4 separate regions of the Homo sapiens genome follow, and regions 1, 2 and 3 are each linked to region 4. Evidence: chromatin contacts called from ENCODE Hi-C or POLR2A ChIA-PET data. All regions are on one chromosome and are shown on one strand. Each heading gives the region's core, a stretch centred on a gene start or an enhancer-like site at or near the end of the contact. The rest is flanking DNA. Distances are from core to core; before and after follow the strand shown. Region 1 has its middle 40 kb from the start of PRSS2. Region 2 overlaps TBXAS1 (thromboxane A synthase 1). Region 3 holds the start of PARP12 (poly(ADP-ribose) polymerase family member 12). Region 4 holds the start of AGK (acylglycerol kinase).

Region 1 (6,402 bases), core at 121-2,620, 1.3 Mb after region 4:
ACTCAGTTTTCCTTGCTGTAAAATGAGCTCAATTACAAGCCCAACTTCATAAGATCGTTTTATCTCATTTAACCCACACAACATGTAAAGCTTTTAGAACAATATCAGTAAGTATTAGGTGTTATTATAACTACTACCAACCTGAAGATTTTTTTCAGGCAAAACATTTTCAGTTTTCTCAATTTTGTTATTATAGGGCACAGTTTTGAGCACGTCCTACTTTCCATAGCCCAATCACTCCCTTCTGAAAACATTAAAGTTTGTTTTTATCCCTCTATCTTTTAAAAAATGTGTTGTACAGGACCTGACCCAGCACCAGGTGGGTTCTGACCTACAAAGAGTAAAGGGGGAACTTTGCCTCCTCTTTCTCAACATCTTATACGTTAGTTGGTTCCATTAGGACAATTTATCTACTTTTTGTACGCTCACCATCCCGTTGACTCACAGAGCTCACTTTGACTCACCCCCTGGGTGTTTTTTCACATATCCTTCTTTCACATATTCCCCTTCCTGTGTTCATATAGATGGTTTTCTCTGTTTGGTGGGGGAGGAGGGAGAGAGAGAATGTTTATCATGTTTATTCAGCTTATCTCTCCAACCTATTAAGATTCTGCAGGATTCTAATTTTGTGATTCATTATATTTATCCTTCTATCCTCATGCCATCTCAGATATGATCATCTTGCCTGATTCATTACTATAAGAGTGATTCATGAAATTCATAGCAAGATCACAGCTCAACAGAGACCCCACATTCCCCAAGCCTTGTCTGAAGTCCAGGAGCTGCTAAAACACAGAGAATTAGCTTCTGGTCCTCCTCTGGCCCCAGCTGCATGGCTCTGAACAACTCATTTTTATTCTCTGGGCTTATATGTCCTCCTCTGTGATATGAGGACATTGGGTAAAGTGATCTCTAAGAATCTTCAAACTCTGCTCTTCAGATTCTCTGATTCAAAGCCTGCAGTCTCTGAAGTACCAAGAGAATGGGAACTCAGAGAAGCTAAGCTCTTCCTGGCCTCAAATCATACATATCTGTGACATAGTCTCAGACAGTCTGATGGTGGAAGAGGACAGCACTGGCACTGGAGTCCCACAGTTAGCAAGAGTCAACTGGAGCCCTGACACCTGTTCCCTGGCCCTCCTCCATCAAAAAGGTCTAGGGCCATGAATGACAAGAAAATTGTGTTAAAAAGGAGAGTGGCCCTGAATCAAAAGGTGGGAAGTAATGAGATGTAAATCGGGGTCTTTTAGGTAATAGCTGACAACTGGGGTAGGAATGGGGGTTCTGAGCCCAGTGCTGGCTGCCGGGCTGTTTATCTCTGAGTCACATCAGCACCAAGCCACAGCAGCCACCTGCCCTAGCTCCATCTCTTACAGTCACAACAGGATGTGGTTTGACATTTACTGGGTCCTGCATCTGGGGTGCCTGTGAAAGTTGCTCCCTCCACCCACCCACCTTCAGAGCATCATGAGAACCACACTCACCGCATCCGGCACCCAACCCCCTCCTATGCTGCTCTTTCTACCTGGGCCCCTGGTTAGCATCCTGGCAGTAGAAATAGAACTTCAGAGGGGAGGGGCAGGGTCTCTAGAGGGGAATCTAGGTATCCCAGATCCATGTGCAGGCCTCCCCTCCCCCAACACATCTTTACACCTGCTGGAGGTTATGCACAAGATCAAAGGCCACAGTGGGCACCATGAAGATAGTGGAGAATGAAAAACAGCTGCAATAACTGCTCTGACCCAGTTGGGATCCCTTCTGGTCCCACATCACTCAGGCAACTCTCTCTTCCCACCTGCCCCCCAAACTCCCTTCCACCTCCCTCCACATGTATCCTCCCACTTCCTTCCACTCATGTAATGAGAGGTGCTGATGAGTCACAGGAGAGGTAGCCCTAGATAACCAACAGACTGCAAAACGGACAGTCCCTGGATGTCTGAGCCAGTGTTTGTGCACTGCATTGACTGGCTCCTCGTAGTTTTTTCCTGTAGTTGCTAAAGCCTGTAAGGTCTGTGTGATGAATATTTTCTAACACATCTTAGAAGAACATAATGCAAGACAGAATGAAAAACTAGAGAGGCAGAAACCCCCAAAGTAAGTAGTGGGAAATTACCAGGTATATAATAGGTCAAGCCTGCTCTGCAGGAGCTCAAGGGATTGTAGCATTCTTATCCCAAACCACTGAATCCTGGGCAAAAATAAGAAGTCGCCTAATTTTAGTATTACCAGCTTCCCAACCCCGGGCATTCTTCATCTTACTCAAGCTGTCCAGAGGCCCCAGGGTGACTCCCTATAAGTCCCATGGGTGGCTGAGATCTATTTAGAGGCACAAGGGTATCTCCTTATAAGTCCCATGGGTGGCTGAGATCTATGAGAAGCATCTTGGGGAGAGTGCCTCTGGCCACCAGCATGTGGCCCTGAATCTTCCATGTGCAACTGGCCAGGGAAGGAGATATATGGAAATAGTCATCCTGCACATCTGCAAAATCAGATGCAAATCCTGGAAGCTCTCCTAGAAAAGAGACAGCCTCATCTGATTAAAGGGGCAAGTGAGTTTGATGAATTATTGGCAAGAGACAGCATGTCTGAACAGGATCGGTCATCCTAAACTGCTTTCCTTTGTCCCCTGGAATTATAATGACTGTGGATTTCTGAGTCCTAGATGGTATGGAAACAGTTATGGGAATGAACAGTCTTGCATGAATAAGAGCAGATAACATGGAGGATGTTAATTTGTTCTGCTGAATTTAGGTGGCTTTCAAGCCTCTCCTTCAATGCTCACCTGTCTCTAGGATGCTCTGTGCAATGATCAGGACTTTTTTTCTTCAGATTCTCTAAAACTTACAATATTCACATAGACCTGCACATTTCTACACAAACTGACTCTCCTGCTTGCAATGTCATTTTGCTTATATAACTATTAGCCTCCTAAAGAGCTAAACTTAGCTACAATTTTATGTCCTTTGTGAAGTTTTCCAGAATTTTTGCAGTATATTACAGGAAGGAAAAATCTGCCTCAAGTCTCTACTAATTCTACTTGACTAGTGGTGATTGCCTGAGACATTTCTCTATTAATGAGGATTCTGAAGCTGTATAAAGCCCCTACAGAATCAGCATCTGAATAGGCACAGCATAGGGTTCAAGTTTCATGGTTTTGCCATCCAAGCATGTTTAGCATTTTAAATATTAATATTTATTACATACTTGTAGTTTATGATTTGAAATTTTTTAACTAAGTCTTCCTCTTGGGTAAGTTGTAATGAAAATAATCTTGTAAGCTTAAGGAGCGGAAAATAATACCTGTTGAAAATTAGAGCTTGTAATAGGGCTTTATAAACACCATCTCATTTAATACACATAACAATTCAATGAGGCAAGTTTTATAGGTGGGGAAAAACTTGAAACTTAGTAAAATTAAATAACTAGGTCAAGTTCATAACAACTAGCAAATTTTTAGACTACAAAAATCAAGTGCTTTGACTAAATCATGCTATGACTGTGCCCAACACCATCTCGAGTACATTTTATTTTTCTTTTTAATCCTCAAAATGACTCACTGTGTCCAGCAAATAATAGCTGCTTAATACATAGGTGATCCTTAAAGTTCAGTAGGGACCCCTGGGCATTATTCCATATGTTCTTGATCACTCTGTGTCTACATCTCAGATTTTCCACTTCAGATTAAATGATACTAGAAATATGCACGTGTCTGGATTGATCTAGGTTAAATGATGCCCGGAATGGAGTATTTTAAGACATCTTGTGCCCCCTTGTGGAGGGGAAGGGACATTAGAAAGAAAATCTTTTTAAGAACAAGGACTAGGGAGGGATGGGGATGAGGAAGGAAGCTCAGTTGCCAAGGTAACCATCGAACCTCTTCCCAGCCATCCACATCAGCCTTTTCCTCTCCTTCATTTCCATCCAAGTGATTTCTCTTTTTTAGAGCTCAACCATTACACACACGGTCCTCTTCTTGCGTATCTCTTGGATCACCATCTGTCTGTCTTTGCTACAAAGGAAGGGCTACAAGATAGTACAACAGGACATTTTTTAAAACCTCAAACATCACCAAAATTTCTAAGTGCAAGCTTATTTTTATTTTTTTTTTTTTTGAGACAGAGTCTCGCTCTGTCACCCAGGCTAGAGTGCAGTGGCATGATCTTGGCTCACTGCAACCTCCACCTCCCAGGTTCAAGTGATTCTCTTGCCTCAGCCTCCCAAGTAGCTAGTATTACAGACGCCTGCCACCACGCCCGGTTAATTTTTGTACTTTTAGTAGAGACAGGTTTCACCATATTGGCCAGGCTGGTCTCAAACTCCTGACCTCAGGTGATCCTCCTGCCTCAGCCTCCCAAAGTGCTGGGATTACAGGCATGAGCTACCACGTCTGGCCTAAGTGCATGTTACCTATACTAACAAAACCACACTTCTGCCTCGAATGAGAACAGTCTCCTGAACATCTTGCCTCTTTGCCTGACTCAAAGCCTCAGGTCTAAGCCTCCCCATAATTTCTAGTCTCAGCAGAAAGATCAATGACAGGAGACTCTCCAGGTGATGAAATTAACCAATTAAGTAACCTGGGTTGGCATCCTCCCGTTTGTTCACCAGCTCACCTCCTGCCACAGGTATATCCTTTCTCTCAGCCATATATGCACAAACCCCCTCCCCACGGCACACATAGAAGAATTTGGAAGACTAGAAAATCAGGCAAGGTATAGCACACCTTGAGGGCTGGAGTATGGTAGCCTGGGCCGGGACATCCATACATTGAGAACTTGACTATGTGCAGGCAAATCACAGGTTCTGCACACATACAATTTTTTGTTCTCCCTGAGAACTTAGTAGAGTCTTTTGTAGAATTCTCGCTTTATTCCATTGCTTTCACATTGGCCAGCAGTCAGAAACCTACTTACAAATATCCTCCACCCAGTCCCTAAGTGAAGGCCCCTGGGGAGTATGGTTAGGGCTCAGGAGAGGGTGGGGTTTTTGCACAGATGTCTGCCCCACCCAGCTCAGTGTGACACTCCAGGCACAGAGATAGAAGCCAGAGTCACTGAGAAGGAGCTTCTTAGAACTCAGGATGAACTGCCGGTCCTGGGGTCTGGAGGCTGAGAGATTCTGGGGCACCTCAGAGCTGATCTGGCCAATACCAACGGAGTAGAAGAGCAGCTGGAGGCCCCTGCCTGCAGCCTGTCGGTACCAGTATAGGTTGGGGTTTGATGTTCCCTCCACAGTGCACTCCAGAGAGAGCGGGCTGCCCACAGGCTGCACCAGGGTCGCTGGCCATTGATGAATAGTCTGAGATCTGACCCCTGTGGGAAAGATAAAGTGCCATTTACAGAGGAGCACCCCAGCCTGGCTTGCCTTCCCCAGACAGAGGGGCAGCTCAAGCTCTTGCATGACACAGGCACCTGGAATCCATCATGGGGAGTAGACTGGGGGAGCCAAGGATGCAAAGCATCCCTGGGCCAGGGAAGACCAACAGAACGAACTCCTTCTCAGGAGATAGAGAGAACTAAGAATCATCAGATCAGCCCCTAAGGCTAAATTCCCATATCTGTTCCAGACAATCAGGAATAGACTCAAGAGTGTCAAACCAACAGCTCAGACTCTGCATTCACGGGATTGGGGTGAGGGTGAGGATGAGAAAAGAGGCTTGCCAGAGAGGAGGGCACCCACCAAAGAAAGTGCCCAGGAGAAGGGCAAGGAGAGAGCAGAGCATCATCCAAGCCAGCCTTTCCTTCAGCTAGTCTGGGGGACAGACGCCTCCTCTTCTGGGCCAGTGATGTGGTCAGGCTGCTCCCTCTGGGAGATCTGCTGCCAGAGCAGAGGAATCCTACCCCATGAGCTGGGGAGGAAATGAGGCTAGTCTTCTTTTAAGAGTGTGGTGAATCACCCCCAGCCTCCCTGGGAACCAGCTATACTCTGCACTTGTTATCTTCTTTGCATTCCTGCTGACATCCTGGTATGTAAATATATTTAATGACTCATTATTTACCTGTAAACTAAAGGTAACTCTCCAGCTCCCCCGGGAGACATCAGAAGCCTGGGAAAGCTTCAGAGAAACTGTGATACTGATAGAAGGATGAAAAAAGATTTTAGTTTATCTGAAATTGGAAACTAGAGCTAGACATGTTACCTGGGAGATGAAAGGATAGGGCTCAAGAGATTCAGGTATTTTGGGGTAATCAAAGCAGAAATGCTCAGTTCTGAGGGCAGGAAGCTTCTATGACAGCCAAAGGGATCGCCTGCATAATCTTCATCCCTGGCAGACAGATTTTGAGACCTGGACAGGCATAATTAACTCCTGAACTGATCAAAGTTGGAATCTGCTCCATGTGTCTCTAATGGGCCAACTAGATCTAATTTATCCTCTAAATGCAATATGAGTAATAGGAAACA
Region 2 (5,893 bases), core at 1,838-4,337, 1.6 Mb before region 4:
CAAGGAGTGCTGATTAAAGAAGTTGGAGAAGCCAATAAGTCAAAGTGCACGGACCACCAAGCCACATCCTGGCAAGCAGTAAAGGTACTCCCAGGAGCCTGTCATAGCACTTGAGACTGTCTGAGCCCCTAAGCCATGAGACGGCACTTGCCAACTGGTGTCTCCATATTTCCTCCCATGATACCAGGACATGTGACCCTGAGAGCTGACCTAGAAGAGGTCAATGATTTGGCCTGCTAGGGGCAGACATACTCAATGCACATGTCCAAGCAAGGAGGACACAATAATATTGCCCTCAGCTTTGATCAATTTATCCTCCAAGCCATTTGTCTGCCGTTTCTAATTTCTTTCACCATCCCCTCACCCACCCCTCCACGCAGACTAGGTCCAGTGCCCCAAACTCCAGAGTAGAGTTCCAATTTTCGTCCTCTTCCACTCAGCACAGGATTAAGCCTTCAGGACTAAGTTCAAGTTCCCTAGACGATATTTAAGGGCCCTTGTGTCTTAGATCCATTGTGTGTGCTCCACCCTGTCTCTCACTGCTCCCCAATACAAATCGTCACTCCAGCCTCTCCCTGCTCACCCTCACCTGCTCTGGAGAGACCTGACCTCTGCCTTGCTCACGCTGACACTGCCTCAGAATTGAAGGCAGTGTAACAGTGGGGCTCATATTGATTATGACGTGAGCTTGAGCACATATCTTTTTTTTTTTTTTTTTGGAGACACGGTCTTGCTCTGTCACCCAGGCTGGAGTTCAGTGGTGTGATCAGAGCTCACTGCAGCCTCAAACTCCTGGGCCCAAGTGATCCTCCCACCTCAGCCTCCTAGGTAGCTGGGACTGCATGTGTGTGCCACCATGCCTGGCTAATTTTAAAAAAAAAAAATTTGGCAGAGATGGGGGTCTTACTATGTCGCCAAGGTTAGTCTCGAGCTCCTGGCCTCAGGTGATCCTCTCACCTTGGCCTCCCAAATTGTTGGGATTATAGCCCTGAGCCACTGTACCTGGCCACATTTCTTAACTTAAAAAAGAGCTGGGGCAGCTCTTTTTAAAAATATCCATGGAAAGTGGAGCTGAATCAACATGACTCAGCAGAAATGGTCACAACCAGTGGCAGAACTTCTTATTCTTGGCCTCCTCTCAAGGCCTGGAGTTGGGGGATATGATCCACCTTACTGGGCTGTCATAAAGCCACATGGGATCATGCATATAACCTCTCCCTCTACACAGTACTTGGCAGGTGACACATTACTGCTTCTCACAAGAAAACCCTCCACCTCTTCCACACCCATCCAAACTCTTGCTGTTCTTCAAGACACTCCTCAGATACTGCCTCCTCCAGGAAGCCTTCCCTGCCTCCATCCACATGCACTTTTCCCCTTCCCTGAACTCTGGCAGCGCTCACCATGTGTGTCACTCGTTGTCACAGTTGATCCCCTTGTGCCTTCCAGTATTTACAGTGAAGGAGGATATGGCTTTCACTCTAGCTTGATTATTAGCTCTTTAAGGCCAAGAACTGTATCTTGTATTTTTTTTAAACCCCATGACATAAACACATATTGACTCTTCAGCATCCAATATATTCTTGTTCCAACTGAATGGAATTTCCATCAACTTGACATTCCTCCCAGAAGAATGAGGTATTACTTGAACCTGGAGTTGCAATATAGTCTTCTTCGTCTCGGTCATTCACAAACACGTAAAAAGACCCATCATAGATAAGATCTCCAGGAAATCCCAGTGTTTATAGTTTTCCATCTGGGAATGCATCCACTTATGTGTAGCTTTGTTTATGGTCTTTAAGCCAATTCCATATCGATGGTAAAACAACCCTTAGTGACTCAATTTTTTAAAAAACAGTCTTTAAAGTGGGATTTTCTCACAGGTTTTTGAAAGTCAAATTAAATTGGGTTCTGTGGTTCCCTCTTATCCATATGCTTATTTATCTGCTCAAAGAACTCAAGGAGATTAGTGAGACGTGATTTCTCCTTACTGACACCACGTTGCCTTCCCTCTAATAGGCCATGTTTACTTAAGCGTTCAGCAATTCAGCTTTATTATACATTCACTCGGTAAACATTAAATGCTTACTCCATGCAGGCTGCTACCAAACGGTCCCTTGTGATACAGAAAATACCTCGGCATATTAGTTTGATAAATTAAGTGAAAAGGAATTTAAATAATGCATGCTCTCATTCTCCAACAGGGAGAGCCCATGTCTGCTCACAAATTCAGGCTTGAGTTACGTTGAGTTTTGTCCCTGGACAGCCTGGTGGAGAAGGGCCCTGATTTGGGAAGCTGGATTTAGCTCTGAAATTTGACATGAGCCGTAAGCATCCCATGAGGGATCCATAGAGCATATTCACTGGAGGTGGGGGTGATGCAACAGGGAGCTCCCTGACATACAACAACATTGAACAAATGTGTGAATTCAAATATCATCCTGTGAAATATTCTTTTCCAAACTCCAGAACACTGGCTGGAGCAGACTGTGGGTTGGATCCGGAGCGGCAGTTCTTAATGTCATGCTTTCCCATTCACAGTTTTTGGGCCTCTGGAGTCTGTGCAATGTCTCTGCTTCATCTTGCTCATTTTCCACGTGGACCTTGTAGGTCTCTATCAATGTCCTCAGTGCTTCCTGAAACTGCTCCATGATGGTGCAACCACAGCTTATCATTAAACCCAAATCAATCTTCTTGGCACTTATAGAAGCTCAGTCGTCCTGGTACATCAGGACTCGGATGTTTCTATTTAGATATTTTCAATGAGCTCTTCTTTGCTGTCAGGTACGGTACCTAATGAAACCATAGGGCAGCTCTTTTTTAAATATCTGTGGAAAATGGAGCTGAGTCCACATGACTCAGCAGAAATGGTCACAACCAGAGGCAGAACTTCTTGTTCTTGGCCTCCTATCAAGGCCTAGAGTTAGGGAGCTGTGGGAAGGGTGATAAGAGGTAAGCCAGTCTTTGGCCCATGTTAGCTTGGTCTGGTCAGATAGGCATGTCAGGGATGTGTCAAAACACTAAGCCTAGTGCTTTGGAGATGTGGGTTCTGGTCTGGAGTGGCAGTATGGAGTGCCATCTCTCAGGTCCTCATGAGCAACACAGAGGTCACCTCTCCAGGCACAGGTCGAGCCACACCACTGACACACAAGAGTCACGTCCAAAGCCATGTGATGGACGTGGTGGGTGGTTTTATCCCGAACCATCAATACCCGGCACCCTGGCTGCCCCAGGTTCAGCCTCTCAGGGGCTGCTTCACTCGCTCTCCACACAGCTGTGAACATTGCAGGATGAGTCACTGTGAAACCACAAACTCCTTGGCATTGGTGAAGATGACTAAAGTTATAGGCAAATTAGTCACTGGAAACCTTCCTGTCCTCTGTATCTGCAGCAGCCTCCTATCGAAGGAAGAAAAGAGTATGTTGGCTCATTGCAGAGCTAATTGGCAAGGAAAGCTCAATTCAGGGCTACAGGTGAGTCAGACGCCCTTGTGCGGGGGCCACAGGGACCCGCCTGCTGGCATCCATTGAGGAGAGAGGGGCCCTTGGCAGACTTGCCATAAAACCGCCCCCCTTGAACTCATTCCTACACCTGTAACCACTGACAGTTTTTGAAAACTGTTCACCTGGAGTTCCTGGTTCTCTTTCTCTTAAATCAAACATTGAGTAAATGAAGACACTCAGATGTTCAAACATGTGCATCAAGATTTTACTTGTGAGAGTGGTTGCCATGCATGACCTAGGGAAGCTCTCATGGCTTCAGTCAAACCTTGCCAACTTTTTTTAGCTGTGCATTTCTTGAGAAAGGTCAACTCACATTACGGGTCTACAGCTCTGAGCAAGGGAGAAGTTCTTCCTGAAAGCACAAACAGACTACAGAGGGCAGTGAAACCAGAAACACAGGTGTGCAACCTCATTTGCCTGCCCCCGTCTCTATTTTGAGGCCTCTTTGTTTTATGTGACCTCCGTCTCCTTCTCTGCCGCAATCTTCTTCTTATAACACCCACTTTCTTCTTTTAATTTCCCCCTCTTCTAAGCCATAGCCCAGTGGTATGGCGAAAGGTCTTTGCTGTGCATAGGAAACCCTCCAATCTGAACTGGAAGCTTCCTGTTGCAGGATGGGCTGCCCCATTGGAATTCCCAGGTGACAGTCGCAATGGGATGCCTGTCCCCTGCAGGTCTCCCATTTCACCTGCTTTTCTAATGTCTGGACATGGCTAAGTCCTAGAAAAGCCAGATCCATGGCATTACATTTAATCAGTACAACACACTGAGCTTCGTTTCCAACATGGTAGCTAAGTTTTAATTCTAACATCTTTAAAAGTACTGAGTGTCTTGTGATGCCTTGGGAACACAGGAATAGTGTTAAGTGGTGTTGATTCTCAATGCTCAAATGTACTTCTCTCTGCCTTGCAGAGATTTTTCTAAAATTTCAAGACCTTGTTGAAAATGATTTCATATTTTTGTGTCTTACTAGACTCTTGGTTCAGCAGGAAGCTATCTTTATATATTTTTTTAACAAAAAGAAATTAGTAAAAGCTTGCTCTGATATTTATGCCATATTTCCCTAACTTTTGTCGTGGCAGAAGTAGAAATAAGTGTGTAAACCAGGAGATTAATATCTACAATTTAGGCATGAGAATAGAGAAATAAACCATAAAATCAATTCTTATCTCTCAATGGATATATTCCAGAACATTCCATGGAAATCAAGTGACTAAGTCCTGATCCTCCCTGTCTTTCTCCGCCCCAATCTCCTTCTTATGACATTCCCTTTCTTCTTCCCATTTTCCCTCTTCTAAGCCATAGCTCAGTAGTATGGTGAAATGTCTTTGATTTTAGTTTAAAGAAATGAAATCAGATTCCAGATTTGCTACCTCTTATTAGTTGTGTGGCCTTCAGACAATCCTTTAACCTCCTGATTCTCAATTTCCTCCTGTGTAAAATACATTAGACTAGCTAATCCCTAAGGTCTGTTTGGTGCCCAGTTCACGTGACCGTTGGCAGCCACAGGGAGCCACGGAGTCCCACCAGCGTCCCATAGAGCCACTTGGAGCTTCAGGTACAAGGAACAAGCCCCTCTTAGGCCCCCTCAGGAAAATTTATTCTCGCAGCCAAGCATGTCAAGTGCAATATCAGGAACACCCTTGTCCTTCTTGAACACTGCTTCTGGCCAGAAACTCTGCTGAGATCTGTTGGAGAGTTTCCTGCAAAGATAAGAGTTAACAAGCCCCCAGATTCCCTTCCCCGCTCAGGAGGGGCCCTCACTGTCAGCTTTGGGGCTGATAGAAGCACAGTTCCAAGCGCCTGGCTTCCTCCTCCTCCCCAGTGGATAAAATGCTGGAACTCCGTCAGGCAGGACTGCCATAATTAGAAGAGGCCCCTTTCCAGCAGCTGAAGCTGACTAGGCAGATAGAGCCCAAATTTGTTTTTAGCCACCACATGCCCCTGAGCTGACCCCTCGAGCTGTGGACACATCTCACAACCTCACCCGGAGGCCATTCTCTCAGGCCAGTCACACTCTCCCACAGAGAGAGCGAAGATGATGTCAAATCTATGGCCACCTTCTACCAGCAGAGGGAATGAATGAAAACTGACATGTAGAAGAGTAAGACCACTACTGTTTTCATTTTTGGTATTTTTTTTTTACATTTTAATTTTTTTATACTCTATTTTTAGTAAAAGGGACACCTTTACTATTTCAAACCACCAAAATATAAGCCCTATTTGGTTCAAATCTTTGTACAGCCAGATAGCAATAGATATAAATTGACAATGGCCTCAAGTATAGAATTTGGGGTTATACAAGTGACAGAATTCTTGAGTCTCAGTTGATTATAATATAATGAGGGGACAGTGCCAGGTCTTTCACGTCTCCAGGTGGGAAGGGGACA
Region 3 (5,932 bases), core at 304-2,803, 1.5 Mb before region 4:
GCTCACTACTGGGCCTGACATGAGCAAGAAATATCTACTCTATTAAGACAAACATACACACACACACACAAAACAGGGAGCAAGCAAGAAAGGAGGGAGCAGGGGAGGAAGGAATTCTCCTTGATGACTAGCTTCCCAGTGGTTCCCCCACAACATCCTCCCTTAAATTGGCACCCACACCACTACCTTAGACTTCCTAAAACGCAAACCTGATGGTTGCTCTCTCCTGCCATTTTACCCGCCCCATCACCTCCAGGGTGAGGCCCAAATTCTTTAGCATAAACCTCAGCAATCCCTTCCACACATCCCACTGGCCACATGCTATGCACAGAACATGGACGCTAAGTGCTGGGGAGACAGCTGGAGCCTCTGCCCTCAGGGAGTTTCTATTCTACTGGCAGCTGGGTGCCATGAGGAAAATAAACAGTTCCCTGTGACCAAGAGTAAGGGGAGGAAAAATCCTCAAATGGGATGTGATCTTTAGGTTGAGGCCTGAAGGATTAACAAATAGGGCCAACCAAGAGCAAGAAGGGCATTCCAGGCAGAGCAAAGACTCCCAGAAATGCCCAGGCTCCCAGAAATGCCCGGGGGGGGGGGGGTGTTCCAGTCACAGAAGGGTCCTGGGTGGGCAGGGACCAGTGCCCCAGGACCTTGTGGGCGATGGCAGGGAGTCTGCATTTTCCAGTTTGTAAGCAGATTAATAGGGTTGAACTGGGTTTAAAGATCTCTACCAGCTGCTGGGCAGAGAAAACCTTCATTGTCTGGCCTCAAAGCTGGCAAGGGGCGACCCGCGGCGTCGTGGAGTTCCCCTAAGCCGCCGCCTCCCTCCCTCCCCACCCCACACGGCCACACCCGGGTGTTCCACCCGGCACTACCATGCTCTATGTAAATCACTCTCTCCCCCCAGGCGTCTAGAGGACCCCACTCGACCCTGAGTCCCTCGCACTGTGCCAGGTACTCCGCAGGTGCTCATTAAACGCTCGCTTTAGTGAATGACGGTGCGAGGTCAGGGCAGAGCCACCGAATTGTCTGCTCAAACTTCAAGTAGGACCCCCAAGCGGGCTGGAAGTGCGTGAGGGCGCGCAGGACCTCCGCCCGCCGTCGCTCCCGGCGCGGCGCCTTACCCGGCTCTCAGGAACTTGCAGGCGCCGTAGACCATGAACCTGCAGAGGTGGAGCTGCGCGCAGAGCCCCACGCAGCCCGGCTTGGAGCCCTGGTGCGCGCGACACAGGCGCAGCGGCGAGGCGGCCAGCACCACGCGCTCCGGGGCCGCGGCTGCGCCGCCCGCCCGCACCGCCACCACGAAGCGCCCACGCTGCCGCAGCAGCCGCTCCAGCGCGTCGGCGCTCAAGCCCATCCGCAAGCGGCGCCGCAGCTCGGGCAACTCCAGGGCGCCCCCGGCCGCGCACAGCACCTGGGTGACCTCACCGACGACGCCGGCCTGGGCCATGGCCGCTGGGCCTGCTCCCGTCGGACCGCGGGTGGCGCGACGCGGACGGCGGCGGACGCTGGCTGGCGGGCGGCTCTCGCAGGGTGGAGACGCCGGCGGGAAACGAAACCGAAAGCGGCCCCGGGCCGGCGAAAAACAGAACCTGTGCGCCCTCGCCACGCCCCCGGTCCGCAGCTGAGCGGCTGCGCCTTCCGCCTCAGGGCCCCCAGCTGTGAGGCCGCCGCCCGACGGAAGCTCGGGAGCTCTTGAGCTCGGGCGTTCGGCCCGGAGCGCGGGCTGTGGCTGTGGCGGCTCGCGGGGGTCAGTACCTAGTCCCTGAAAATGGCTTCCCTGGATGTTTGAGGGACCAGGAGCCCCTAATGCCGCGATGCTCAGCGCGCCTTCAGTCAGAGGGAGCCTCGAGGGCGGCGGCAGCGCTGGCGGAGCCGGCTGGACGCCGCCGGTTAAAGCCGCTCAGCGTCGCCCAGGCCAAGCCCGGGCTTCGTAGACGGCTCACAGAAACAGGGACAACTGACGGGAGCTCTCACCCCTCGAACAAGTGACAAAAGCGATCACTCCGCATAGAAGACGCACTTAATTAAAGGTTCCTTTCGCCTCGGTGCATCAATGAGTTCCTTCATTTAAACATAAAAGGGTATGTCCTTTAAAAGAGCAAATCCGTGAGCCGAGATTGCGCGACTGCACTCCAGCCTGGGCGACAGAGCGAGACTCCGTCTCAAAAAATAAAATAAAATAAAATAAAATCCGTTACTCCCAGCCCCTGCTAAGTAACGATTGAACAAATATTTTAGAAGACCCTTCAGAGCAAAGGACCCTCTCACACGCTGAGAGCAATGCGAGTTGTTAGAGCCCTTTGAGGAGGTAATCCAGGAATAGCTATTAAAATTGAAAACGCGTGTGACCTTTGACCCAGCAATCTTTCCTCTCGGAATCTTCCAGAAGTAAAAGGAACAGTAAATAAGTTATGTGTGAAAGTGTTACTGGGGGAACCCTACCTGGGAGGTAGGGTTACGTGGGAACAGTGTGGTTGATCTTTAAAGACTATTACGAAGGCTGTTTAACAAGCATGCGTTAGAGCTCCGTGTGCGGATGTAGAGGGGCAGACAGCCATGATGTGGTGGTAAACGAGAAAAGATGGCTGTACAGAAATGTCTAAATAATCAAGTTGAATGATCAAGAATTAATTTTTTTAAATGTCTGAATAACAAAAAGAGAAGCCTGTGTGTGTGTGTGTGGCAGGATATTTTTGAATAAGCACGGAGAAAGATGAAGAAACACACAAGGGTAGTTGAGAGGAGGCAGTAGGAGGTATTAGGAAAATGGAAAAGGGAAGATGAGAGGCAGAAGGATTGTGGGGGGAGAGTACTTACGGTATACGGTATAACATTCACTAAAAATGAATATAAAAATCTTAACTATAGGCCAGGCACAGTGGCTCACGCCTGTAATCCCAGCACTTTGGGAGGTCAAGGCGGGCGGATCACTTGAGGTCAGTAGTTTGAGACCAGCCTGGCCAACGTGGTGAAACCCCGTCTCTGCTAAAAACGTAAAAATTAGCCGGGCGTGGTAACGGGCGCCAGTAATCCCAGCTACTCGGGAGACAGGCAGGAGAATCGCTTGAATCCGGGAGGCAGAGATTGCAGTGAGCGGAGATCATGACACTGCACTCCAGCCTGGGCGACAGAGTGAGACTCCATCTTTAAAAAAAAAAAAAAAATTACCTGTACTATTACTACAAAAATGTAAATAATAAGTGTATGGATAAAGACTAGATAGTAACATGGACAAATGAAAATGAATTTATTTAATTAGGAAATTGAATGAAGGGTTTTCTCTTGGATTTTAATTGTGATTTTAATGTTTTCATTGTATAAAATGTTAATTTTGTTTTTGTTATTGTTTTAGAGACAAGGTCTTGGTCTGTCACCCAGGCTGTAGTATAATGGTACAGTCATAGCTCACTACAACCTGGAACTTCTGGGCTCAAGCGAACCTTCCACCTTAGCCTCCCAAGTAGCTGGGCCTAGAGGCACGTGCCACCATGCCCAGATAATTTTTATATTTTTTTGTAGAGACACTGTCTCATTTGTTGCCCAGGCTGATCTTGAACTCCTGGCCTCAAGCAGTCCTCCCACCTCAGATTCCTAAAGTGCTGGGATTACAGTGAGCCACCACGCCTAGCCTAAAATGTTAATTTTTAATTTAAAATGTTAGGCAGAGTGCAGTGGCTCACGCATGTAATCCCAGCATTTTGGGAGGCCGAGGTGGGTGGATCACTTGAGGTCAGGAGTTCAAGACCAGCCTGGCCAACTTGGTGAAACCCCATCTCTCCTAAAAATACAAAAATTAGCCAGGTGTGATGGTGTGTGCCTGTAATCCCAGCTACCTGGGAGGCTGAGGCAGGAAAATCGTTTGAACCAGGGAGGCGGAGGTTGCAGTGAGTCAAGATCGCACCGTTGCACTCCAGCCTGGGCAACAGAGCAAGACTCCGTCTCAAAAAAAAAGTTAATTTTAGTTGTGGTTTCCATATTTTTTTGCAATAAAATAACATTTTTTAAAAAAGAAAGGAAGAGTGATGTCAGTGAAAATGGTGGATTAAGTATCCCAGCAAGTTTGCCCTTCCATAAAGGAAGCAAGGAAAGAACTGACAAAAATTGTCAGAATCAACTTTCTTAGAGCCCTAGAAATTAGTCACAGGTTTGCAGCAACCCATCTGGCATTTAGTCAGGAAAAACAGCAAACTCTCAGTAAGAACAGCAATATTTATAGTATTTTAATTTACCCTAGTCCTATCGCACCCCCATCTCTAGTTCCATGGCAGCCTTGAAAACTTACAGCCCACGTTCCTAGTACCTGTACCAGAGGGAGGAGACAGGGCTGGAGCTACTTCAAAGTCTCATTCCCAAAGAAGAGTCATTATTTAACCTATCTAGTGGGTCCCTGGAAAAAAATCCTGAAAAGGGTTGTCTTTATTCAACCTCTTTGGAACTAGCTCAGTCCTAAAGGTTTTTCCACCTGAAGAGGGAGTGATTTGTCAAATATTTTAACATTGTAACTGGCTGAGGCAATAGGTAACGGTAGGGGCAAACAATAGACTAACAAAGAAATGTAAAAGGAAACGTTGAAGGAAGAGATGTCCATAGGGGCTTTGAAAAGCTCCAGTATATTTTCAGGAATTTAGAAGGCCATGTGCATGTGTAGGGCTGTGCACATGCTCTGTTAACACCTGAGAAGATCCTAACCTCTCACTACTAGCTGACACTGAGGCTCTGTGCTAGCAGGAAATAAAAGCTATGCAGAGTTGCAAACTGCCTAATGAAAATTGAAGACATACCCCAAAGTGCATACAGAGCCCCTTGGCAAAGACTAGGAGACATATTGGTTCCAGGTGTTTAAGGAAATCTCCATCTAATCATTAGTTGACCAAGTAGAGACTTCAATAGTCACACACAATGAAGATACACACTTTAAAAAATTAGTTCAAAAAAGTTACTAAACAGCAACTATTAGGTTGGTGCAAACCGCAATTATTTTTGCACCAACCTAATACTAAAATAAGCACAATCAAACCCTGAGGAGAGAGGAGTATCTGACTTTGAGAGTTGGCACATTGTTTGAAATGTCCAATTTTCAACTAAAAATTATGTGACTTGCAAAGAAACAAGAAAGTAAGACCCATACAAAGGAAATAAGAGCAATCAATAAAAACTGTTCCTAAGAAAACCCAGATGCTGAACTTTGTAGACAAAGAGTGTAAATCAGCTATTTTTGATATGTTCACAGAGCTAAAGGAAACCATCTCTAAAAATGTAAAAGAAAGGATGAGAATGATGCCTTGCCAAACAGAATATTAATAAAGACACAGAAATTATAATAAGGAACCAATAAAGGTTCTGGAGCCAAAAAGTACAATAACTGAAATGTTAAATTCACTAGAAGGGTTCAGCAGCAGATTTGAGCATGCGAAAGAAAAAAAAAATCAGCAAACTTGAAGATAGATCAATTGATGATTATCTGGTCTGTGGAACAGAAACGAAAAAGAAAAATGAAAAGAGCCTCAGAGACCTGTGGGACACCATCAGATATACCAATAACACAAAATGGAAGTCTTAGAAGGAGAAGAGAGAGAGAGAAAGGAAAGCGAGAATATATGAAGAAATTTTGGCTAAAATTTCTCAGATTTGATGAAAAACATTAATCTACACATCCAAGAAGCTTAATGAATTCCAAGTAGGAAAAACTCAAATAGATCTACACCTAGACACATCATAATCAAACTTTTGAAAACAAAGAGAATCTTGAAAGCAGCAAGAAAGTAGCAACTCATCATGCACAAGGAATCAACAATAAAATAAAAACAGTTAACTTCTCATCAAAAACCATGCATGCAGAGGGTAGTGTGATGATGTATTCAAAATGTGAAAAGAATCAACCAAGAATTTTATATCCAGCAAAACTATCTTTCAGAAATGAAGGAGAAAT
Region 4 (5,986 bases), core at 1,147-3,646:
ACACGGATCAGCAAAGGAAGCTCTCCAGGACTCTCTTTGACTATGAGAGGGAACTTGTGTTAATCCTTGACTAAGAGTTTTGTTTTGTTTTGTTTTGTTTTTTGAGAGGTAGTTTTGCTCTTCTTGCCCAGGCTAGAGCGCAATGGCGCGATATCGGCTCACTGTAACCTCCGCCTCCCAGGTTCAAGCAATTCTCTTGTCTCAGCCTCCCATGTAGCTGGGATTACAGACACCTGCCACCACGCTTGGCTAATTTTTGTACTTTTAGTAGAGACAGTTTCACCATATTGGCCAGGCTGGTCTCAAACTCCTGACCTTAGGCAATCCACCCATCTTGGCCTCCCAAAGTGCTGGGATTACAGGCTTGAGCCACTGCGCCCAGCCTAACAGAAGTTCTTGGGGCTGCCTAAGTCAGAGTGTCAGGTTTCTGTTGGGCTGCAGGAACCCATTCAGGGCTGGCTAGAGCTTGTGCCTGATTATTCTGGAATCTGAATGCATCCTAGTAAAATGGTATTTGGAAGAGAGTAGAATTGGTATAGGTCTCCAAAACTCCAACCTACACATCTGCCTGCAGGTGTGTATTCAGATTCCCTTAATCTCCTATATTTCCATCCTTCTTCATCCTTCATCAAAGCTGACCTTTTCTTATTTGGGGAACCACTTTCATGCTGAAGCCCTAAAGCATACGCTGAGTCTGACCCTTGGAACATCAAAATCAAGTCTCAGATTTTTCTAGCCTGCAGGTGAGCAGTTCAGAAGCTTATTTCCAAACACAAACGCTTTAGATAGTTGGAAAAGAGGAACTGAAAATAATGGTCTTCCATACCCTATGACAACATTTTAGAGCTAGAAGGGTTTTTTTTTAATAGTAATGTTCTCAGTCCCCTAGTTTACAGATGGAGACTCAGGAGAGAGGGCTAGAAATTTCTTGCTACTAAACAGTGTGGCCCAATGGATTGGTGCACCCTGGCATAAGGAATATGTTTACTGCACCATAGCCTCATTGAAGGTCCCCGCCCCGGCCTTTTTTTTTTGAAGCATTCACCTAGGGAGACATAGGTAGGATGCATGTCTACACGTAGGAAATGTGCAGACTAGATAGCAAGCTCCATGGGGCAGGAACCATGAAGGGCCTTGTACCTGAGCATACCCCCAGTGCCTGATGCAGGGCCTAGTGCACACTCAAATGTTGGTTGACTGGCCGGGTGCGATGGCTCATGCCTATAATCGTAGCACTTTGGGAGGCCAAGGCGGGCAGATCGCTTGAGGTCAGGAGTTCGAGACCAGCCTGGCCAACGTGACAAAACCCCCGTCTTTACTAAAAATACAAAAAAATTTAGCTGGGCCTGGTGGCACACACCTGTAATCCCAGTTACTCGGGAGGCTGAGGCACAAGAATTGCTTGAACCCGGGAAGCAGAGGCTGCAGTGAGCTGAGATTGCACCACTGCACTAGCGCCTGAGCCACAGAGTGAGACCCTGTCTAAAAAAAAAAAAAAGTTGGCAGACTGAATGCTGGAAAGAAGAAGGACCTGGCTTTGTCCCCACACCAATCTGGTGGGCGAGTACAGAATGTAAACTGTCTGGAGGTTGGCATTGGCCTAGCTTCTCCGTTGCTCTCTTGTTCTCTAGAATCCAATCAAGCACCTGTGGCCAGAGAGCTGTGTGAAATGGAAACCAGTCCCACCAGCCCCTGATTGCACCCCCGCAATGTCTTCTCGCCCTGTTTAATGTCATGTCCAAACTCCTGGCCGCCGTGGCCTGTCTCCACCTCTCCAGCTTCCTCGCTTGGCCTGTCTCCTTAGCTCTCTCTGTCTCACCCACACTGGCCTGCAACTCGCCAGAGTGCCCCAGGCTTTTCAGCTTTTGCACGGGCCCTTCCCTCTCCAGGCTCTCTCCCCTGGATCTTTGCTTCAGCTGCTCCTTCTTGACATCCAGGTCTCAGACCAATGGCCCCTTACTCAGAAGGCCTAGCGCAGGCCGCCTAATTTCACACAGTTCTCCCCCTTCCCGCACTGCCTTCCATCACCTCGTTTCATTTTCTTCGTGGCACGGAGCACCATCTCCAATGGCCTTGTTCATTTAGTTAATTTATTTTCCGACTTAGTTCCAGGTGCTAAAACAGTGTTACCTTGGCAGGCTTCCCATCAAATATTGTTGCGCAAAGGATGGATGGATGAAAGGAAGAGTGAGCCAATAAACGAGGGAACGCCGGGAAAGGCAGCCTCAAGCCGGTGGGCCCTGCCACCCCCACCGTCCCTGAGCATCCGAGCCGGTTCCCGCCCCCGGCCCGAACTGGCCCGCGCGCGCTCGCAGCCCCGCGGCGGAACCCGAGGGCGGCGGCAGCGGTTTCCCTTGAACGAGCCGGGGAATCTGGAGGGAGCACACAGGAAAGGCAGAGCCGCGAGCTGGACCAGCCGTGGTGAGTGCAGCGGCGCCCAGGCGGGGAGCGCAGTGCGGGTCGCTGGGACTGAGCGCGCGAGCGGGGTGGGAGTCGGGATGGGGGCCCGGGGCGCTGGGCGGAGCCTCTGGAGTCGCGCTGGGCCGAGAGCCGCGGGGACCCAAGCATCAGGGGTCGTGGGTGCAGGCGGCGGCGCGGCTTGAGGGTAGGGGGTGCGGGCCTGGCCGGCGCGGCAGGGGAGGGCCTCGCGCGGATCCCGTGGTCACGGCGGGAGTCAGCTGTCCTGGGTTCGAGTCCCAGAGCTGTCGCTAACTTGTGGACCCCCCTCACTTCGTCCCTTGGGCTTCAGCATAGCCCTTTGCAAAATGGGGCCAATAGTATCAGATCCATTGATGGGTTGGTTGGTTCATTCATTCTGGCGCTTTACTAGGTTCTGGTGCTGCAGATGGATAGACGAACTTGCCCATGAGGGGTTCACTATCTAGTAAGAAAAACATTTCCACCTGGATACTCCACAGGCGTGTCAAATTCAGTATCTCCTAAACCGCACTACTTTTCTCCACAAACCTACCACTCAAATCTAAATGACTGAAATCACTATTCAACCAGTCACCCAAGCACAAAAACCTGGCTTGGTTCCTCCTCTCTCACTTACTACAGTCAATGGACCACCAACTGCTGCCAATTTCTACTTTCTAAAGCTTTCCAAATCCATCCTTTATCTTGGTTTGTTCTTTTAGGAGCCTACAGATTATGGCAATAACTTCCTAATGGTTCTCTTTAGCTTTAATTTTAGCTTCTTCCAGTTCATTTTTCATTCTGCTATAAAGTGGTCTTTTAACAGTTCAAATATGATTATATCACTCACCTGCTTAAAGCCCATTAAAGGTTTTTCATTGTCTTCAAAATAATAGCCAAAGTCCTTAGTGTGGGTTCAAGGTCTTTTCTAATCCCACCTGGTCTTCAATCCTTTATCTCTAAACCACTGTTTCTCAAAGTCTGGTATAGTGGTGACCTCCATTGCAACCAACATGGGAGTACTTGTTAACAAGTGAAGATGACAGCTTAATTCCAGAACAAATGAGACTCTTGCGGGAAGGGGCAGTTCCCAGGATTCTGTGTTTTTAACAAGTTCTGCACTAAAGGTTGAGAACCCCTGTTCTAGACACTCCAATTTTTACTCCGCTGTTGATGAGATTCAGGACACACTGCCGCAAAATATGACTCGTTGGCATTAGAGGAAACAACTGAAGCAGGAAAGTCACTTTGTGTCTTCCCACTTTTCTCCCCTGAAGCAGGCCATAAAAGAATTGTTTGACCTTCTTCTGTATAAGACCCTTCAGTGAGAGGTGCTCATCCTGTAAGTATAGGATCGAGGAAAGGAATGCCCTTATCTTTGAAGACACAGGTACACAGAGAAGAATCAGAACAAATAGGCCTTGCTAAATTCTCCCCAGCGTATTACTGTTAGATCATACCCCCTTTTTCCAGTCTCAGCCATGAACCTAATTCTCCCCTCAACTATCTACGTATGTTTCTCTCAACACACTTTACTGTCTTTTATGCCTTTGTACACTCTCAGTTTGGGCTACTGTAAAAAAAAAATAGCAAAAACTGGGTGGCTTAAACAACAGAAATTTAATTCTCACAGTTCCGGAGGCTGGAAGTCCAAAGTTAAGGTGCCAGCATGGTTGAGTGCATGGTGATAGCTCTCTTCCTCGGTTTGTAGAGATCTGTCTTCTTGCTGTATCCTCACAATGCAGAGAGACCATCTCTGTAGTGTCTAGTCTCATAAGGACACTAATCCCTTTCATGGGAGCCACTCTTATGACCCAATTATCTCCCGAAGGCTCTATCTCCTAATACCATCTCAATGGGGATAGGGCTTCCACATCACCATTTTTGGGGAACACAGCATTCAGACAATAGCATCCACAAAACTCCTTCGTTACTTTAGTGATTTCCTCCTCATTATTCAAGGCTCAGGGAAGACTTCATTGACTGTGCACCACCCCCTCAGCCCTAGACCAGGTTAGGTTCATTCTTGCAGACTCTCACAAAGCCTTGTGCTGACTCCTCGACATTTATCCCACTGTACTGCAATCATAATTGTATAATTGTGTTAGCATTGTGGGTTTGACAGTTGTGAGCACTTGAGAGAACGCATGAGACCCATTCTTCTCTGCCCTCACCCCCAGCACAGAGCCTACCATATAGGTGTTTATTAAAGGGCTCTTGAATGAAGGAGTGATTTAGGGCCAGATGGAGAGGAGTTCAAGAATTAGTTGGGCCTTTGGAATCATGTGTCAGCCTGACGGTGTATGGGATTCACAGGAAGATGGTCTCCCTGGCACTGGCTTCACTGCTGCTTTTGATAAGGATGTTTCTACCCTTGAGAGGAATTTTAACCAATGGGATTTAAAGGGAGTCATAAAAGAACTGGACTTTTAAGTGGAAACAGTTTTTTTTTTCTTGGTCTATATACCTCACTAACAGATAGTCATAAAAAAATTTTGCTTAAATTTTTGTTTATCTAGAAAATAAGTTCATTTTCAAAAACTTAGAAAGTACATTGCAATTTTAAAAATAAACATCACCCACCATTCCACAACCTAGAGGGATCTACTTTAAAATTTCGTTTTTGAGCCAGGTGCAGTGGCTCACGTCTGTAATCCCAGCAATTTGGATGGCCAAGGCGGGAGGATTGCTTGAGGCCAGGAGTTTGAGACCAGCCTGGGCAACATAGTGAGACCTTGTCTCTAACAAAAAAAGGAAAGAAAAAAATTAGCCAAGTGTAGTGGTATGTGCCTGTGGTCCCAGCTACTTGGGAGGCTGAGGCAGGAGATTTGTTTGGGCCCAGAAGTTATAGTGAGCTATGATTGTGCCACTGGACTCCATCCTAGGTGACAGAGTGAGACCCTGTCTAAAAAAAAAAAAAAAAAAATTGTTTTTGTTTAATTGTATTGGTTTTCTTTTTAAATTTATACTCATGTTTGAACATAATTGGTATAATGCCAATTATATATGGCTTTTTATCCTGCTAATTTTACTTAACATTATGTTTTGGGTTTTTTCCCCCATCAGTAAAAATTTTGGGTAAAAAAATATTTAATTGCTATTTAACTTATTCATTGAACAAATATTTCTTAAACAGCTATTGTGTGCCGGATCTTACTTTAGGCATGGGATACAGCAGTGACCAGAATTATGTCCTTACTCTCATGGAGTTTACATTCCAGTAGGATTAGGCTAATAAATGAGCAAATGAATATAAGCATCACCAAATAATAAATGTCATGAAGAATAAAGATATTCTATAGTGTCACTCTGTTTTTTAGTAAAGTCTTCCTAATTTACCTTCTTTAAAGGAGTGTATGAGTGTCTATCATTTTGTTATGTCATCAGTGAATATGATCATTTAAAAATTTATTTTGGTCAATAATGATAGTTCTTTGTAATATGCATGTCTGATTATTCAGGAAGTTGAACATTTTTAGATAGCCATGTACATTGCCTCTTCATTGAGTTTTCTATCCATGTTTTCTGTTTCTTTTCCTATTGAGGACCTGGTATTTTCTTCTATTTT

The links. A loop is a pair of places that touch in the nucleus more often than their neighbours do. ChIA-PET counts read pairs that join two places held with the same protein, here RNA polymerase II (POLR2A). Pooled maps may share reads with other maps.
Region 1: a map of naive thymus-derived CD4-positive, alpha-beta T cell shows a loop between it and region 4 (8-fold over the local background). The contact joins the enhancer-like site here to the promoter of AGK in region 4. A Hi-C loop is called at or near these places in 2 of 168 maps with a recorded cell type or tissue (GM12878 and naive thymus-derived CD4-positive, alpha-beta T cell), 3 of 37 single-sample maps with no recorded cell type and 12 of 50 pooled maps. POLR2A ChIA-PET finds 5 or more read pairs at or near these places in 1 of 52 experiments (activated CD8-positive, alpha-beta T cell).
Region 2: a loop to region 4 is called in a map with no recorded cell type, with 4 times the contacts of the local background. The contact joins the enhancer-like site here to the promoter of AGK in region 4. A Hi-C loop is called at or near these places in 2 of 37 single-sample maps with no recorded cell type and 4 of 50 pooled maps.
Region 3: a loop to region 4 is called in a map of CD4-positive, alpha-beta T cell, with 12 times the contacts of the local background. The contact joins the promoter of PARP12 here to the promoter of AGK in region 4. A Hi-C loop is called at or near these places in 2 of 168 maps with a recorded cell type or tissue (CD4-positive, alpha-beta T cell and naive thymus-derived CD4-positive, alpha-beta T cell), 1 of 37 single-sample maps with no recorded cell type and 10 of 50 pooled maps. POLR2A ChIA-PET finds 5 or more read pairs at or near these places in 1 of 52 experiments (B cell).

Annotation. Positions count from the first base shown.
Region 1 is chr7:142,807,566-142,813,967 of GRCh38, forward strand. It overlaps TRB and TRBV30. Among named protein-coding and RNA genes, the nearest start is that of PRSS2, 40 kb to the left of the region's middle. RefSeq lists an enhancer at 824-2,023 and a cis regulatory region at 1,145-2,036. Within about 2 kb of position 1,371, at least 10 of the 41 ENCODE cell types and tissues checked have a DNase peak (open chromatin) inside an H3K27ac peak, as active enhancers do; they include GM12878, where a contact is called at or near this core.
Region 2 is chr7:139,913,329-139,919,221 of GRCh38, forward strand. All of the region lies in intron 4 of TBXAS1 (thromboxane A synthase 1), which reads left to right. Among named protein-coding and RNA genes, the nearest start is that of TBXAS1, 87 kb to the left of the region's middle. RefSeq lists enhancers at 377-1,576, 2,478-3,677, 3,580-3,879. Within about 2 kb of position 3,088, at least 22 of the 41 ENCODE cell types and tissues checked have a DNase peak (open chromatin) inside an H3K27ac peak, as active enhancers do.
Region 3 is chr7:140,061,398-140,067,329 of GRCh38, forward strand. PARP12 (poly(ADP-ribose) polymerase family member 12) reads right to left here and starts at 1,554. Exons shown (of 12, transcript NM_022750.4): 1 at 1,125-1,554. The coding sequence starts at 1,450. RefSeq lists a silencer at 1,162-1,481 and an enhancer at 1,492-1,701.
Region 4 is chr7:141,549,014-141,554,999 of GRCh38, forward strand. It overlaps AGK (acylglycerol kinase), which reads left to right and starts at 2,397. Exons shown (of 16, transcript NM_018238.4): 1 at 2,397-2,421. It overlaps AGK-DT (AGK divergent transcript), which reads right to left and starts at 2,331. Exons shown (of 6, transcript NR_183408.1): 1 at 2,131-2,331. RefSeq lists silencers at 2,192-2,281, 2,462-2,641.